3 separate regions of the Homo sapiens genome follow, and all the other regions are linked to region 2. Evidence: read pairs that join two places in POLR2A ChIA-PET (ENCODE). Cell type or tissue: CD4-positive, alpha-beta T cell. All regions are shown on one strand. Region 1 overlaps SETD7 (SET domain containing 7, histone lysine methyltransferase). Region 2 overlaps LOC105379412 (a long non-coding RNA gene). Region 3 overlaps MGARP (mitochondria localized glutamic acid rich protein).

Evidence for each region. Peaks named below come from ENCODE experiments on the same cell type or tissue, not always from the same donor. Only the 100,000 strongest peaks of a DNase experiment are listed, where the experiment ranks them.
Region 1: POLR2A ChIA-PET joins it to region 2 with 5 read pairs; 3 of 35 experiments call an interaction of 5 or more read pairs at or near these places.
Region 3: POLR2A ChIA-PET joins it to region 2 with 5 read pairs; 5 of 35 experiments call an interaction of 5 or more read pairs at or near these places.

Annotation. Positions count from the first base shown.
Region 1 is chr4:139,516,014-139,518,513 of GRCh38, forward strand. SETD7 (SET domain containing 7, histone lysine methyltransferase) reads right to left here. Exons shown (of 8, transcript NM_030648.4): 7 at 1,872-2,029. Among named protein-coding and RNA genes, the nearest start is that of SETD7, 39 kb to the right of the region's middle. In CD4-positive, alpha-beta T cell, no CTCF peak of the experiment used is centred here; no DNase peak of the experiment used is centred here.
Region 2 is chr4:139,207,267-139,209,766 of GRCh38, forward strand. All of the region lies in intron 1 of LOC105379412 (a long non-coding RNA gene), which reads left to right. Among named protein-coding and RNA genes, the nearest start is that of ELF2, 31 kb to the left of the region's middle. In CD4-positive, alpha-beta T cell, no CTCF peak of the experiment used is centred here; DNase peaks (open chromatin) are centred at 1,265 and 1,605.
Region 3 is chr4:139,275,632-139,278,131 of GRCh38, forward strand. The region is part of intron 1 of MGARP (mitochondria localized glutamic acid rich protein); the gene reads right to left. Among named protein-coding and RNA genes, the nearest start is that of MGARP, 3.3 kb to the right of the region's middle. In CD4-positive, alpha-beta T cell, no CTCF peak of the experiment used is centred here; no DNase peak of the experiment used is centred here.

The sequences.
Region 1 (2,500 bases), 310 kb after region 2:
GCTTTGGGAAGAACACGTTCAGGGGTCATGTAAAAACTACTAAAGTGTTTGTAGGGCTACCATGTAAAAGAGAGTCTGACATGGGACACAGGAAAAAAAGGGAGACAATTAGAGCCAAGGGCTGAATATTTCAGGGAAACCCATTTGGGCTTATTATAAAGAACTTTCTAGGCCGGGGGCGGTGGCTCACACCTGTAATCCTAGCACTTTGGGAGGCTGAGGCGGGTGGATCCCCTGAGGTCAGGAGTTCAAGACCAGCCTGGCCAACATGGTGAAACCCCCATCTCTACAAAAATACAACAATTAGCCATGCATAATGGCAGGTGCCTGTAATCCCAGCTATTCGGGAGGCTGAGGTGGGAGAATTGCTTGAACCTGGGAGGCAGAGGTTGCAGTGAGCCGAGATCTCACCATTGCACTCCAGCTTGGGAGACTGAGCGAGACTCTGTCTCAAAAAAAAAAAAAAAAAAAAAACAATGAAAAAGAATTTTCTAGTCATTGGAGCCCAGAAGCTAATTTTGTAATGTCTATTTCATTTGTCTATTTGTCTGGACCTTTGTGGATAATGTAAGCTCCACACCAATGGAGGTTTCCAAGAAGAGGTTCAATGAGCAGATGGAAGAGAAGGCTCAAACTCTAAGAGGATTATTTGATTTTTTAAAAAAAAACAGCTTTGTTAATATATAATTTATATACAGAGTATAAATATATGTACTCCTTTATATATATTTACCTTTTGAAGTAGATAATTCAGTGGCCTTTCAACCACTGAATATCACAAATACATACAAAATTCGGCAACCATCACCATCATCTAATTTTAGAACACCCGCCTTAGAACATTTTAATCAGTCCAAAATGAGACCGCAGTGAGATCCCATACCCATTAGCACACACTCCTTATCACCCCTCCCCAGCCCTAGGGAACCACTAATCTACTTTCTATCTCTGTGGATTTCCTACATTTTGGACATTTCATATAAATGGAATCATACATCTTTCACTTAGCATAGTGTCTACAATTCTCATCCATGTTGTAGAATATGTCAGTACTTCATTCCTTTTTAGTATCAAATAATAGGGACTCTGATTTTATAGGTCTTTTCCAACGCTGAGATGTCATGCCCTAGGCTTAGGACTTTATTTTCCTTCTTTCTTTCACATCATAAAAGGGCTCCCGGCTGGGCGAGGTGGCTCACGCCTGTAATCCCAACACTTTGGGAGGCCGAGGCTGGTGGATCACCTGAGGTCAGAAGTTCGAGATTAGCCTGACTGACATGGTGAAAACCCATCTCTACTAAAAATACAAAATTTAGCTGGGTGCGGTGGCGCATGCCTGTAATCCCAGCTACTTGAGAGGCTGAGGCAGGAGAATCGCTTGAACCTGGGAGGCAGAGGTTGCGGTGAGCTGAGATCTCGCCATTGCACTCCAGCCTGGGCATCAAGAAGGAAAATCCATCTCAAAAAAAAAAAAAAAAAAAAAAAAAAAGGGCTCCTTCATCTTCTCCACTGTGCAGAGTAATTTAAATTTTTACTATTATTTCAAATAACACTATCTTTAATTGTCCAAAACGAGAAAACTGAAGGACAAGAAAAGCGGCTATAAAACAGCAACCCCTCGGTGTGGTATACTATTTCCATACCATTTCTCCTCTTCAAAGCACTTTCCATTTCTTAGATTGCCAAAGCCACAGAGTGAGGCTGTTTAGATTTTGAGTTTCAAGTCATAACCCTGAGGCCGATAGCAGAGGACCCATGGTCATTCAGATGAAGCAGCCTTTATCTGAGGCAGAATAACACTTTTTACTGCCCTCCTCCGTCTCAGGGCCCTGAGGCATAGATCCGCCCCAGCAGCTCTGGGTAATACTTACATATCGTAGATGCAGTTTGGAGTGAAGGAGTGATTTGCCTTGTGTCCCAAGGAGGCACAGTACTTGGATACGTGGTTATAGGGCTCAGGCACATCAATGACCGTTTCTTCATCAAGGGAGAGGGTGTTCCCATTAAGGGCCCAGTCCCTGCTGTCAACCTGCAGAAAACAAGAAAGCGAGCCTTAGAGAGGACCTTTCTCCCCAAAGGTCAAAGGACATCAGAGATATTAACTCATTTATCTTATTATTATTTTTGTTTTTGAGACAGGGTCTCACTCTGTCACCTAGGCTGGAGCGCAAGTAGCGTGATCTTGGCTCACCACAACCTCTGCCTCCCAGGTTCAAGCGACTCTTGTGCCTCAGCCTCCTGAGCAGCTGGAATTACAGGTGTGCACCACCATGCCTGGCTAGTTTTTGTATATTTTGTAGAGACGGGGTTTCACCATGTTGGCCAGGCTGGTCTCGAACTCCTGACCTCAGATGATCTGCCCACCTTGGCCTCCCAAAGTGTTGGGATTACAGGTGTAAGCCACCACACTCAGCCAAAACTTCAAGGTTTGAGCACTACAAAATGAAATAAAACAAAACAAAACAAGGCATGTCTCCACACACTGAGAGTGCAAATGACA
Region 2 (2,500 bases):
ACAGAGGAAAACATATTTCCTTCTAACCGGACTATAACTGGGTGGGAAGGGGTAAAAATGCTAGTTCAGAAGCATGTGGGGCAGAGACACTCATAAAATAGAGAACGGAAGTGCTGTCAAGGACACACTGTGAATGGCCACTCAGAGTTCCTTCCTCAGCATGCCTTTGACTTCACTTCTGTCCTCCATGACCCAAACTCAAATGGACAAAGCAGACTCCCAGAACTGACAATCCGCACTGTGAGAAGTGAAGGTAAATTAGTCATCACTTTACAGGTTTCAGTTTGTAAAGTGTCCTTGACACTTGACCAAATTTAACTATGTTGTCAACAGTGGAACCAAGGTGTCTTGGTTATGTCTTATACCCAAAAAGTGGTAATTCCTATAGATAATGTCAACCTAAATATATAAACAGAGAGAGGCTCTCTAAAAGAAAATATTTATTCAGGAATAGGACATTGCAGTGGGAATATGCATGCCATAGTAAACAATATGCATATTCATGGAAAGTAAAGTGTATTAGGGTTCTCCAGACGGGCAGAACCAATAGGATATATGTATGTAAAAACAGGAGTTTATTAGGGAGAATTGGCTCACACAATTAAAAGGCAAAGTCCCACAATAGGCCACAATAGGCCCTCTGTAAGCTGGGGAAAGAGAAAAGCTGGTAATGTGGCTCAGTCCAAGTCTGAAAGCCTCAAAACTAGGGAAGCCAAGAGTGCAGCTCTCAGGCTGAGGCCAAAGGCCCAAGAGCCCCTGAACGCCACTGGTGCAAGTCCCAGAGTCTAAAGGCGAAGATCCTGGAGTCTGATGTCCAAAGGCAGGAGGAAAGGAAGCAAGTATCTGGCATGCGAAAGGAGAATGAGAGAGAGAGAGAGAGAGAGAGAGCTCAGCAAGCTGAACATCCCTTCTCCCGCCTGCTTTGCTCTAGCCGCGCTGGCAGCAGATTGGATGGTGCCCACCCACATTGAGGGTGGGTGGGTGGGTGTGCATCACCCTCTCACAGTCCACTGACTCACATGTCAATCTCCTCTGAAAACACCCTTCAGAAATAATGCTTCACCAGCCATCTAGGCATCTCTCAATCCAGTCAAGTTGACACCTAATATTAACCATCACATAAAGAAAGACAAAGGTTTTTAAAGAAAACATGAGAAGGATTACATAATTGTTTTGAGATAATTATCCTTGGCTACAAAGATCAATAACAAGGGTGACGTCAATCCAAGGTTGGACAGGCAGTTGCTGAGCAGATGTCCTCACAGAACATCTGCATGATGGCCTTTGTGCAAGATTGTGGTTTTTGCAGAGTCTTTTGTAATAGTTTCTGTCATCCAGCATTTATTCATGAGAAAACACTTCCTTCACGGCCTTCCCTAGCGCTATTTGTCAGGGTTTGGTTTTTTGGGTTTTTTTTTTGTTTTTTTTTTTTTTTTTGGTTGTTGTTGTTTTCTTTCTTTCTTTTAACAAAAGTGACTCCATTTTGATTCTGACAGTTTTCACAATAGGATTCTCATGGTTAAGAGATAAGTTTGCTTTCTTTTTTTTTTTTTTTAACAGAGTCTCACTTTGTCACACAGTAGCATGATCAGGGCTCACTGCAGCTTTGCTTCCACCTTCTGGGCTCAAGCAATCCTCCATCCTCAACCTCCCAAGTAGCTGGGACTACAGGGGTGCACCATCATACTTGGTTTTTTTTTTTTTTTTTTTTTTTTTTGGTAGAGACAAGGTCCCACTATGTTGCCCAGGCTTGTCTTGAACTACTGTCCTCAAGCAATCTTCCTGCTTCATCCTCCAAAAGTGTCGGGAGCTCTACCACTGTGAAAGTAGTTAAGTATAGTACATAATGGTTAACATCATTTTAGCAATCTTAAAGTGTATATTTTGGTAAAAGCCACAATTTCATAAGAAAGCAGTCAGGCATAGTGGCTCACACCTGTAAATCCAGCACTTTGGGAGGCTGAGGCAGGAAGATCACTTGAGCCCAGTAGTTCAAGACCAGCCTGGGCAACACAGTGAGACTCTCTCTCTACAAAAAAATTTTTAAAAAATTAGCCAGGCACAGTGGCTCAAGCTTGTGGTCCCAGCTACCTGGGAGGCTGAGGTGGAAGGATTATTTGAGCCCAAGAGATCAAGGTTGCAGTGAGCCATGATCCCATCATTGCCCTCCAGCCTGGGGAACAGAGCAAGACCCAGTCTCAAAAAATAAAATAAAATAAATATAAATGTAAATAATTTAAATGTTTTAAATTGTGGTAAAAAAAAAAGATAATATAAAATTTACCATCCTAACCACTTTAAGTGTTAATCAGTTCAGTAGGGCTAAGTAGGTTCACACTGTTGTACAACAGATATTCAGAACTTATTTAACTTACGAAACTGAAACTCTATACCCATTAAACAGTAACTCCCCATTCCCTCCTCCCCCCAGCCTCTGGCAGCCACCCTCTACTTTCTGCGTCTATGAATTTTACTACTCTATATACCTCATATAAGTGGA
Region 3 (2,500 bases), 68 kb after region 2:
TGGAAGGGGTGCAGGTGTGGGTAAGGAGAAATGACAAAAGCACTAAAAAATTTTAACAGCCAAATGAAGTGCACATTAGCAAGAGAAAGCCATGTACTATATGTACTCCACTACAGGATTCAGTGAAAATATTATTTTTTAAAAAATGAATTCAGTATGTTTATACCTAAAATGTAATACAATTTGTATTTATATGTTAAATCAAGCATTTATGTTGAAATCCATCATATTTCTATAAATCTATAATACACATGTAGGTATAGAAAGAAATCTCAATTTTTCTCTTATAAAGCAAATATGGGCAGATAAAACGTTTTTAAGCCAAATGTTGCAGAAAGGTTGTATCTGAAATAGAAGTACAATTCTGTATAAACTAATAGAAACAGATAAAGGTACTATATTATTATATTTAAACATTTATTTTGTAGTACTAACATTTGCATATCCTATAATGCCCTGGAATTGAAATTTTTACAATAAACTTAAAGTCGGAAGGAGCTTAAAGTATATACAACTCAAATTCTTTATTTTAAAAATAAAGACATAAACACATTTATGTATTCTTTCAACTAACACAGCTGAGCATCTACTACGTATTTGGAATTGTTAGAAGCATTAAGAATATAACCGTGAACAAGACAGATAAGGTCCCTAGTCTCAAGCCATTCACAGTCTAGAAGGAGGGTATGAACATACAAATAATTGTGATACAGTATGACAAATGTAATAAGTGTTAAGCCAAGCTACAGGCAGAGTAAAACTCAACTAGCTGGCCAAGGTAGTTGTCATAATAGAAGAGACCTGAGTTTTGAAGGAAAATAAGGGAAAGAGGAATGGCACTGGAGGCAGAAGGTGTAACGTATAAAAGCATGAGAGATTCGTGACCCAGAAGGTACAAAGTACAGGATGAATATCCCTTATCTAAAATGCTAGCAGTGGGTGCAGTAGCTTATGCCTGTAATCCCAACATTTTGGGAGGCAGAGGTGGGAGGATCACTTGAGCCCAGGATTTCAAGACCAGCCTGGGCAATGTGGTGAACCCCATCTCTACAAAAAAATTTTATAATATTAGCTGAGAGTGGTGGTATGTGCCTGTAGTCCCAGCTACTTTGGGAGGCTGAGGCAGGAGGATCACTTGAGTCCTGCAGTGAGCTGTGATTGTACCACTGCTCTCCAGCCTGGGCAACAGAGAAAGGTTCTGTTCCAAAAAAATAATTAAAATAAAATAAAATGCTTGGGACCAGAAGTGTTTTGGGTTTTGGATATTCTTTATTTTGGAATATATGCATACACATAATGAGATATCTTGGGGATGGGACTGAAGTCTAAACAAAAAATTCATTTATGTTTCGTATACACCTTACACACATAGCCTGAAGGTAATTTCATACAATATTTTGAATAATTTTGTGCTTGAAACAAAGTTTGTGTTAAGTACTTACATGTGAAATTTTCTACTTGTGGCATCATGTCAGTGCTCAGAAAGTTTCTAATTTTGGAACATTTTGTGTTTTAGATTTTTGGATTAAGCATGTCCAACCTGCAATTTGATGTGGCCTAACATAAAGTATAGGGGTGCAGGGACTAGTGGAAAGCTATGATTTGCACAGGGCGAATCTTAAGGCATGCTTACAAACCTTCATAGTAGCAAAATCACAACGATTTCCTGTTTATGTTCTTAGTTTGGATATAAATGGCCGTTTCTTGGAAAAAAATTTTTTTCCTTCTAATGTGCCCCAAAGGCTATGAGAAGAGGTTATCGCTTTGACTTGTGGTGGGACTTCTGATGGCTTAAAAGTACATCTGTGATCAAATAGGGAATATATAGCCTTCATATTTCTCAAACAGACAAAAATATCAGAAATATTTTTTAAATAGAACTAAAATTACCAGAGATTTAAGTAGACTTAAATACAAATACAATGATGGACAAGTTACTTAAAAAGACAATGAAATGAGAAATTTTTCAATAAGGATTAATTAGACAAATTTTAGCACATTCATACAATGTGAAACAAATAGACATAACTTTTGCAGAACAATATTTACTTACATGAGAAAATATTTACAATGTATTAGGTGAAAAGTCATAGCAAAATACTCTGGGACTATCCAAGATTTGTGGAAATAATGTGCACAAGGAAGGAATGAGGGGAAAAAAAAGGTCTGGAAAACTAAATATACTAAAACGTAATTAGTTGTGTTCACTGAGTGGTAGGATTACAGGTGAATTCCATTTTTTATTTTACCTGTTTTTCCCCAATTATCTATTATAAATCTAAATTATTTATTCATTAAAAAGTTACCCTTTTAAGGCTGGGCTCGGTGGCTCACACCTGTAATCCCAGCACTTTGGGAGGCCGAGGTAGGTGGATCACCTTAGGTTGGGAGTTCAAGACCAGCCTGACCAACATGGAGAAACCCCATCTCTACTAAAAATGCAAAATTAGCTGGGTGTGGTGGCCCGTGCCTGTAATCCCAGCTACTCCGGAGGCTGAGG